Linked DNA regions of Homo sapiens: all the other regions are linked to region 2. Evidence: chromatin contacts called from ENCODE Hi-C or POLR2A ChIA-PET data. All regions are on one chromosome and are shown on one strand. Each heading gives the region's core, a stretch centred on a gene start or an enhancer-like site at or near the end of the contact. The rest is flanking DNA. Distances are from core to core; before and after follow the strand shown. Region 1 has its middle 13 kb from the start of PTGES3. Region 2 holds the start of STAT6 (signal transducer and activator of transcription 6). Region 3 holds the start of MARS1 (methionyl-tRNA synthetase 1).

What was found. Hi-C counts contacts between places; a loop is a spot of excess contacts on that map. ChIA-PET counts read pairs that join two places held with the same protein, here RNA polymerase II (POLR2A). Pooled maps may share reads with other maps.
Region 1: a loop to region 2 is called in a pooled map, with 3 times the contacts of the local background. The contact joins the enhancer-like site here to the promoter of STAT6 in region 2. A Hi-C loop is called at or near these places in 1 of 50 pooled maps. POLR2A ChIA-PET finds 5 or more read pairs at or near these places in 6 of 52 experiments (AG04449, GM10248, HepG2 and 3 more).
Region 3: a pooled map shows a loop between it and region 2 (4-fold over the local background). The contact joins the promoter of MARS1 here to the promoter of STAT6 in region 2. A Hi-C loop is called at or near these places in 1 of 168 maps with a recorded cell type or tissue (CD8-positive, alpha-beta T cell), 1 of 37 single-sample maps with no recorded cell type and 8 of 50 pooled maps. POLR2A ChIA-PET finds 5 or more read pairs at or near these places in 6 of 52 experiments (AG04450, B cell, Caco-2 and 3 more).

What each region holds. Positions count from the first base shown.
Region 1 is chr12:56,699,383-56,702,325 of GRCh38, reverse strand. No RefSeq gene overlaps it. Among named protein-coding and RNA genes, the nearest start is that of PTGES3, 13 kb to the right of the region's middle. RefSeq lists silencers at 1,409-1,468, 1,417-1,571. Within about 2 kb of position 1,490, at least 6 of the 41 ENCODE cell types and tissues checked have a DNase peak (open chromatin) inside an H3K27ac peak, as active enhancers do.
Region 2 is chr12:57,110,055-57,113,341 of GRCh38, reverse strand. STAT6 (signal transducer and activator of transcription 6) reads left to right here and starts at 1,980. Exons shown (of 22, transcript NM_003153.5): 1 at 1,980-2,213. LOC124902946 (a long non-coding RNA gene) reads right to left here and starts at 2,620. Exons shown (of 2, transcript XR_007063334.1): 1 at 1,501-2,620; 2 at 463-1,385. RefSeq lists a silencer at 762-921 and enhancers at 961-1,906, 1,907-2,854.
Region 3 is chr12:57,486,698-57,490,047 of GRCh38, reverse strand. It overlaps MARS1 (methionyl-tRNA synthetase 1), which reads right to left and starts at 1,980. Exons shown (of 21, transcript NM_004990.4): 1 at 1,849-1,980; 2 at 939-1,029; 3 at 703-781; 4 at 490-624; 5 at 77-152. The coding sequence starts at 1,957. It also overlaps a transcript of ARHGAP9 not described here. RefSeq lists enhancers at 1,109-2,055, 1,853-2,242, 2,056-3,003.

The sequences.
Region 1 (2,943 bases), core at 241-2,740, 410 kb after region 2:
CTCCCAGATTCAAGCGATTCTTCTGTCTCAGCCTCCCAAGTAGCTGGGATTACAGACATGCACTACCACACCCAGCTAATTTTTATTTTATTTTTTTGTATTTTTTTGTATTTTTAGTAGAGACGGGGTTTCATCATGTTGGCCAGGCTGGTCTCGAACTCCTGACCTCAGGTGATCCACCTGACTCGGCCTCCCAAAGTGCTGGGATTACAAGCATGAGCCATAGTGCCCAGCCAAGATCTCTGTTTTAATGTTAATGCTGGTCAGTTGTGCCAGAACTCCAAAGGGAAGAGAGTATAATGAGGCATATTCAATGCCTCCCATTCCCCACATTGCCTGAACTACTTTTTCAGGAGTTTGGGGGTCCTCTTGGCCAAATGGGGATCCATTCAGTCAGTTGGGGGGCTTAAAATTTTATATTTTTATTTATTTATTTATTTATTTAGACAGAGTTTCGCTCTTGTTGCCAAGCCTGGAGTTCAATGGCCCAATCTCGGCTCACCACAACCTCTGCCTCTCGGGTTCAAGTGATTCTCTTGTCTCAGCCTCCGGAGTAGCTGGGACTACAGGCGCACGCCACCACACCAGGCTAATTTTTGTATTTTTAGTAAAGACGGGGTTTCACCATGTTGGCCAGGATGGTCTCGATCTCCTGACCTCGTGATCCACCCGCCTCGGCCTGGGATGACAGGCGTGAGCCACCGTGCCCGGTCTAAAATTTTATTTTCTACAGTTCTAACACCCAGAAGTGAGATTGCTGGATTTTTGATTTCTGAATTAAGCACAGAGTTTCCTGACCTGTGTCCCAAGAATTGCCTTTACAGTCCCACTGATTTGTTGATCTAGTTCTTAGAAATCTTAATTAAGACCCGGTGCGATGGCTCATGCCTACAATCCCAGTACTTTGGGATGCCAAGGAGGGTGGATCACCTGAGGTCAGGGGTTCGAGACCAGCCTGCCCAACATGGTGAAACCCCTGTCTCTACTAAAAATACAAATATTAGCTGGGTGTGGTGGCGGGCACCTGTAATCCCAGCTACTTGGGAGGCTGAGGCTGGAAGGCTGAGGCTGGAGAATCGCTTGAACCCAGGAGGCGGAGGTTGCAGTGACCGGAGACCACGAATTACACTCCAGCTTGGGTGACGAGTGAAACTCCGTCTCAAAAAAAAAAAAAAGAAATATTCATTAAATTAGATCTTTCTCTGCCTTTTCATTTGGTATAAATCTGGCTTAATGAAGCAGACACTGCCTACATGCATTTAATGACTCTAAGAAAGCAGCAACTCCCAAAGGACACAAATTAAGGATGAAAGTTTCTAACTGCTCTTGGCCAACTGTATGATGGAGAGTTGTGTCAGGAAGTGAAGAAATTTCCTCTTTTGTTATTTAAAAGGGAGACTAAGAGACTGTGGTTAGCAATTCATAATAGCCTGTGTCTCCAGCCCATGAGAGTCACTTGGGGCCGGCGCGGTGGCTCATGCCTGTAATAGCAGCACTTTTGGAGGCTGAGGCGGGCGGATCACTTGAGGTCAGGAGCTTGAGACCAGCCTGGCCAATATGGTGAATCCTTGTCTCTACTAAAAAAACAAAAATTAGCCGAGCCTGGTGTCAGGCACCTGTAATCTCAGCTACTCTGAAGGCTGAGGCAAGAGAATCGCTTGAAGCCGGGAGGCAGAGGTTGCAGCAAGCCGAGATCGCGTCATTGCACACCCGCCTGGGCGACAAAGCAAAACTCCCTCTCAAAAAAAAAAAAAAAAACAAAAGGCGGGGGGCAGTGGCTCACGCCTGTAATCCCAGCACTTTGGGAGGCCGAGGCAGGCGGATCACGAGGTCAGGAGATCCAGACCATCCTGGCTAACACAGTGAAACCCCGTCTCTACTAAAAATACAAAAAATTAGCCGGGCGTGGTGGCAGGTGCCTGTAGTCCCAGCTACTCAGGAGGCTGAGGCAGGAGAATGGCGTGAACCCGGGAGGCGGAGCTTGCAGTGAGCCAAGATGGCGCCACTGCACTCCAGCCTGGGCAATACAGCGAGACTCCATCTCAAAAAAAAAAAAAAAAAAAAGAATAATTTTTGACCTTGATTTACCAAGCGTGGTGGTGCGCCCCTGTAATCCCAGCTACTCCGGAGGCTGAGGCAGGAGAATCACTTGAACCCGGGAGGCGGAGGTTGCAGTGAGCCGAGATCGGCCATTGAACTCCAGCCTGGGCAACAAGAGCGAAACTCCTTTTCAAAAAAAAAATTAGCCAGGTGTGATGGCGCCCGCCTGTAGTCCCACCTACTTGGGAGGCTGGGGCGGGAGGATCACTCAAGCCCAGAGGTCAAGGCTATGGTGAGCAGAAATCGTGCCACTGCACTCCAGCCCAGGTGACAGAGTGAAACCCTGTCTCAAAAAGATAAAATAAATAAGGCCGGGTGCCGTGGCTCACCTCTGTAATCCCAGCACTTTGGGAGGCCGAGGCAGGTGGATCACCTTAGGCCAGGAGTTCGAGACCAACTTGGCCAAGATGATGAAACCCTGTCTCTACTAAAAATACAAAAATTAGCCAGGTGTGGCGGTGCGCACCTGTACTCACAGCTACTTGGGAGGTTCAGGCAGGAGAATCGCTTGAACCCATGAGGTGGAGGTTGCAGTGAGCCAAGATGGCACCACTGCACTCCATCCTGGGTGACAGAGTGAGACCCTGTCTCAAAAAATAAATAACAAAGAAACAGAAGACAGCCTTTTTAAGAAAAAGGAATGGCTGGTCAACTATGTCAAAAACTTCTGTCAGAGGCCTTTGAAACAGAGCAACTCCATCTTGAATAGGAGCAGGGTAAAATGAGGCTTAGACCTCCTGGGCTGCATTGCCAGGATGTCAGGCATTCTATGTCACAGGATGAAATAGGAGGTTGGCCCAAGGTACAGGTCACAAAGACTTTGCTGATAAAACCAGCATGTGG
Region 2 (3,287 bases), core at 731-3,230:
TGGTATAGTCAGTTACAGAGGGAGTAATATATACTATTTTTCTACCAGTACTTGCTCCTCGCCTTCCTACCCCCTAAAAGGAGCCAAAGTCAGAGATCACATTTACTCTTTTCCCTCCTCCTCTCCAAGTCTTTGGGGACTTGTAGCTCTGACACCCTTAGATGGTGAAACCTGGCTTCACCTACTGTCTGTGGATGTCTGCAGGCAGAGTGGGCACTCGGGAGCACATACAAAGCACGTGTGCCGTGAACACGTATGTGCACACACCTTGATCCTAGCATGGCTTGTTGGACAAGCCAATGGACAGAGTCCCTGCCTGCCACCTCCACCCCTGCTCTCCCTTCTCTTCCATTCACTGTCCTGCAGACACAGCAAACACATACGCACATACACCCTCAATATCCTTTTGGCAGTAACATGACCCCCAAATCTGGGGACTTCTATGTAGGATGGAGACCCTTCTCCTTTCCTCATACCTGGTTTATTATGAACCATAAAAATAGTGCCTGACAGTTACTGTGTGTCAGGCATTGTTCTAAGCCTTCAGATGTTTTACTGCATTTTATTCTCACATTATGGGTTAAGACTTATTTGCTCCATTTTACAGATGACGAGAATGAATCACAGAGTAAATTGCTCAGGGTTGTGTGGTTAGCAGCATTAGCAGGATTTGAACCCAAGCAGCCTGTATCCACAGTCCAGTCTTTTAACTGCTATATTTTGCTGTGTTCAAACCCTCTGCTGCCTGGCTGGGTCCACACACGTGCACTCATGTACAGACCTGCGGGGTAGCAAGGGATGGAGGAGGAGGAGCTGGTTCTGGAAATCAATTCAGGCACCAGGGGGCAGCATAGGCCTAGCTTTGGCCCCTCAGCCCAGCCCCTGCTATGGGAGGGAGGAGGGGAGTAGAAACTTCCTCCCACCGCCCCTCAGACACCACCTCTTCCACACACCGGGGCTCTCAGGTGTCCGGGAGTAAAGGCCTCTCTGGATCCCTTGGTCTCCTCCAGCTCCTCCCCCAGCAAAAACTGCAGAACCCTCCACTAGTTATGTTGATGACTCAGAAGTTGAGCAAGACTGTGTGTGTGTGTGTGTGTGTGTGTGTGTGTGTGTGTGTGTGGTGTTGTGATTGCAATGGGCTCTGTTTGTGAGCCTGCCTGCACGTGTGTGTGTGTGTGTGTGTGTGTGTGTGTGTAGTCTTGTGGTCAGGGAAGTTGTGCATGTGTGTGTTTGTTTCTTGGCGTGTCTCAGTGTTTACCCCAGAAACATATAGGAACTTGGCAGATAGGAACACAGCAGATTCGTATTCAAACTTGCCCCTTGTGAATCTGCAGGCAGCAGCTCCGGCTTGTGCTGGTTCCCACCACAGTCTCAGGAGGGGTGCCCTGTGAGGAGAGAGCAAAGACCAGCTTCAGTCCAAGGGACTCCTAGAGTCTTCCAGAATTCTGAGCTGAGGGTTCCCCTCCCCCACTCCCTCCCGTCAGTGGTCACGAGACCGACCTCTAAGGCGTTCCCTGCCGGAAGGGAGGGGGACCTAGGAGTTGGCTGGCATCGAGCTCCCTGGCGGCTTTTTAGGGTCCTCCACTGGAGGGAGCGCAGAGTCCAGAGGGATTTACTTTTCCTGAGGCCCTGGGGAGCCCAGTCCCTTGTGGGTCCAAACCCCAGCCCTTGGCAGAGTTTGAGTTTGGGAGCCAGGCAGTTAGGGGTGGCAAATCTCTGTTTGATATTGGGTGACTTTCTGGAGAAAAGCTGATGCTTTTGAGGGGGACAGAGTAAGTGGGGGTCAGCCTCCCCCCAAGCCTGGCTCCAAGGCCTGGACCCCAGTCCTGATCCCCCACGTGTTCCCCCACTCGGCACAGGAGGCACACATATTCACCCCACTTTCTTCCTCTTCCTCCTCCAGCCCACTTTCTCTTCTCTGTGTCGTCAGAGCTCCAGGGAGGGACCTGGGTAGAAGGAGAAGCCGGAAACAGCGGGCTGGGGCAGCCACTGCTTACACTGAAGAGGGAGGACGGGAGAGGAGTGTGTGTGTGTGTGTGTGTGTGTGTGTGTATGTATGTGTGTGCTTTATCTTATTTTTCTTTTTGGTGGTGGTGGTGGAAGGGGGGAGGTGCTAGCAGGGCCAGCCTTGAACTCGCTGGACAGAGCTACAGACCTATGGGGCCTGGAAGTGCCCGCTGAGAAAGGGAGAAGACAGCAGAGGGGTTGCCGAGGTGAGGGGTTGCCTCCGAGGTGGGTGCGGGGGCCTCTATGAGTGCATGGGGGTGGATTCGTGGGGGGAGCTCTCGGGATCCTCCCCTGGCTGGGTGGATGGTCCCCAAGAGATGGTTTCAGCTAGTGTTGGTGGCTGGTGGCACTGGGTTTTAGCAGTTTCGAACTCCTGGAGGAATCTGGGAGGGTCCAGGCCTCAGTACTCCCCTCCCCCATGGGTCACGTTTTCACAGCCTCACCCCTGCACCCCCAGGGCCATGGAAAGTCAGGGAAAGGAGGTGAAGGAGTGCCCCTCTGCCCTGAGTCGGGGGAAGTGGCCGCCCCTCCCTGGAAGGTTGATGCCAGAGGGCAGTGGATCCTTGTTAAACCCCTATCCTGCCCTCCACTAAAGGTTCCTGTTCAAGGGTGTGGCTGGGGCGTGAGCAAGCCCCAGATGTAGACCTCATGGTGGCCCAGACGAGGGGGAATTTCCCCCTCAAAACTGCTCCACGCTTGGCTGCTGTAGACGCTGAGATTTCCCAGCGGCGGCGCCGAGTTAACCCTCCTCGTGCTGAACTGGCTCCACCTCCCCGCCTGCCCCCACCGCCACATTCACGCATTGGGCAACTCAGAGAAGCTGTTTTAACTTTCGATCCTGTGGTCCCACAATCAGAGGACTCGGGCAGATAGGGGTTGAGATAAGCGAGTTTAGGCCACCAAGCGGGCGGACGAGGATCCCAGACCTTGCGCTTCCCTTCTGAGTTTGGGAGGTAACACTGGCCCCGCCCCTCACGCCGTGGCTCCTCCCTCCCTTCCCCTTCAAGGGGCTGAAGACAAAAGGTGCCCCTGTCCTGGTCAAGCCAATCGACCCAGCCTTGTTATGGGTTGGGGTGGGGAGAAATGTGTCCTCCTGATGGCTGGGGAAGAAGAGGGGTTGGATATTTCTAGCCAGGGCCATGCCAGGAGGCTGGTCACTCTGCAAGGGGATGCAGAGGAAAGCGGTGCCCACTCACTCCAGAGGACCTTTCTCTCTTGGGCTAGAGAAAGGCCTATTGGAGGAACCTGAGCAGGAGGGGTAAGGATTCTGCCTTGAGGAG
Region 3 (3,350 bases), core at 731-3,230, 380 kb before region 2:
TTCTCAGTATTCTACTGCCCATTCTGTAACCCCTACACCAAGCTCCTAGGGTTGGAGTGATATGCACAGTTCTCACCAGGGAGGTAGGCGGGATCTTGCAGTAATGGGTATAGGGCTCCCCACAAAACAATGTCGGCTAGAGATTCTGTCTCCTTTGTTGGGGATAGAAAAGGAAAATGTACACAAATGAGACACTCAGTTTCTTCCCAATGGTAATATCTAACATTTACTGAGCACTTTATATGTCAAGCACTGTATTAAGCACTTTATATGATCTCACTTAATCCTCACAATAACTCACTGAGATAGGTACTAATATTATCCCATTTCACAACTGAAAAAAATTGAGGATTAGAGAGATTAAGTGATTTGCCAAGATTACACTACTAGTAAGTGGCAGTGTTGGGTTCGAACACTCTGAATACAGTCTTCCCTCTTAATCCTTACACCATAAGCCTTCCCCAGTCCTCATCTCAAGACCCAACTCACCCCAGCCAGGAAAGGACAGTTCTGACGACTCAAGCTGTGGTCAATGTGAGTCAGGGCTCTCCGCACTGAACCAAGAACATCTTCCCCCTTCTTGCCTTGGACCACTAAATAGTACAGGGCAGCAGACAAAGCTGGCTAAAATGCAGGGGACATGAGTCAGGATGGCCACGCAGAACAAGGGCCTGCCTGACATCCCCCATACCTTAGTCCTACCTGCAGCTCTGTCGCTTCCCATTCCAGCCACTGGTTAGTGAGGTCATCTTGCTCCCAGCCAGATAACAAAAAAAAATATCTGCCCAGAGAGAGAGCAACAGATGATGGACTTAGAGGGGCCCATTTAGCCCATTTCTCATCACACAGGGAAACAATGGCTGCAAATAAAGCCACACAAATGACAGTGAGGCCTGATTTGATTCAGCCACCTCCCTACACCAAGGACCAATACTGACCGGCAGATTGCACTAGTGGAGAAGAGGTAGTTGCCGCTATCCAGCTGCAAGACAGGGACCTTAGGCCGGGTCAGGAACGGGACCACACAATCTGATGCAAGAATGGAAAATGGGTTAAAAAAAAAAAAGGAAAAGAAAAGAAATACTTTGTCAACTTAGGATAACCTTGCATTGTTCAGTGAGTAAAAAAAGAAAGATGGGCAGTCTCAACCCAGAAGTTCCAGGATAGGACCACTGAAAGGGGGTGGTCCGGAATGGGCTGGAGAGGCCAGCAGGTGTTCAGCTGAAACTGCCAGCTGGAAGCAACAGATGGGGACTGCAGAGGAGGTGGTGGTATTGGGATAGTGCTGCAGCCAAGAACTTAACGACTGAAAGTAACTGGGATATCTTCATAATTATCTGAAGGTCACAGTGGGAGAACAAAATTAAAAGAACTGAGAAGACTTACAAGAGAACCTCCTAAGAGTCACCCAAACAATCGGCTGAGAATGAGAAGAGGTAAACAGAAAGGAACGTGTGTGTGTGTTAGGAGGGGAGAGAGGGATTTCCTAAGAACACAAAAGGGTGCCTGGGGGCTGTCATGCTAGTAACTAAAGAGCAGAGGGGGATGCCTGATAGGTGTAGGAGAAGGTTGGGAAGGGAAGAGCAGTTTACTGGGGTGAGGCGGGGACCGGGAAGACGGAAGAGGGGAGGAGAGAGATAAGGGAAGGGTATTATATTGAGGGTAATTAAAGGAAGTGAAAGATGTGACTGGGAGGGAAGAAGGCGTGGAGTGATCAAGGATAATAGGAGAAGTGGTCGATTGGGGTGTGTGGCGAGGGCTAGGGGTTTGGCAAAGACAGCTGCAGAGAATCTGGCGTGTTTCGGTCCCGCCCCCCCATCCACCGCCCACCAGCACCAGCACGAGTACCTTCCGGGCCTACAGTGCTGATGAGCACCTCTGCTCTGCCCCGGGCTCTCCCGGCGGCGGCCAGCACCGGCAAGCAACCCGGGACGCCATCACTCACGAACAGTCTCATTTCGCCGTGAATCCCTCGCTGATGCAACCGGAACCGGCCTCCCGCTTCTGAGTTCAGCGGCCTCCGCGAGGCACGCCGGGAAATGGAGTTCCGTATTAGGCCACTGCCCTGGCACCGCTACCGGAAAGTAGACTATTTCTCCCATCATGCAACGCTAAGACACAGGAAAAGACTATCATCGAGATGAAGAGGCCGCAGATGCGGGCTAGACTGCACTTTTTTTTTTTTTTTTTTTTTTTTGTGAGAGGGCGTCTCCCTCTGTCACCTGGGCTGAAGTGCAGTGGCACGGTCTTGGCTCGCTGCAACCTCTGCCTCCAGGGTTCAAGTGATTCTCCGGCCTCAGCCTCCCATGCAGCTGGGACTACAGGCACGTGCCACCACGCTCGGCTAATTTTTGTATTTTTAGTAGAGGCGGGCTTTGACCATTTTGGCTAGGCTGGTCTCGAAGTCCTCACCTCAGATGATCCGCCCGCCTCGGCCTGCCAAAGTGCTAGGATTACAGGCGTGAGCCACTGCGCCCGGCCTAGAGCAGCACTTTTTTTCTGGAGATCCAGAAGAGACGTTTAGGTTTTAGGGCAAGTCGCACTTTTATCCTCTTACGCTGCTGGAGGGCGGTGACTGAAGCCGCGGCTGCTTCTCTTGTTGTGGAGAATGAAATGGCCATGTCATAACAGCAGCTACTCGCAGTGGCTCTCGATGCAAGCTCTTAACGGTCAGAGTTTTAGAGTTCGGAGTTACCATGTGCGGAATTAGTGACAAAGTGGAAGTTAGTGTACATATCCATCCTATCAACAACAACAACAAAAATGTACATAGGCCGGGCGCGGTGGCTTATGCATGTAATCCAGCACTTTGGGGAGTCGAGGCGGGCGGATCACCTGAGGTCAGCAGTTCGAGACCAGCCTGGCCAACATGCTGAAACCCCGTCTCTACTAAAAATACAAAATTAGCTGGGCATGGTGGCAGGCGCCTGTAATCCCAGCTACCCGGGAGACTGAGGCAAAAAAAATCGCCTGAACCCGGGAAGCGGAGGTTGCAGTGAGCCGAGACCGCGCCATTGCACTCCAGCCTGGGCAACAAGAGGAAACTCCGTCTCGAAAAAAAAGAATGTAGACAAGTAAAATATTAATACCAGTCTGAGTTCATATACAGCTCGACGTCTCATCAAAGGGGTAGAAGAGCATCTCTTTTTTTTTTTTTTCTTTGAGACGGAGTCTTGCTCTGCCCCCCAGTCTGGACTGCAGTGGCGCGATCTCGGCTCACTGCAACCTCCGTCCCCCGGGGTTCACGCCATTCTCCTGCCTCAGCCTCCCGAGTAGCTGGAACTACAGGTGCCCGCCACCACGCTCGGCTAATTTTTTGTATTTTTAGTAGAGACGGGGTTTCACCGTGT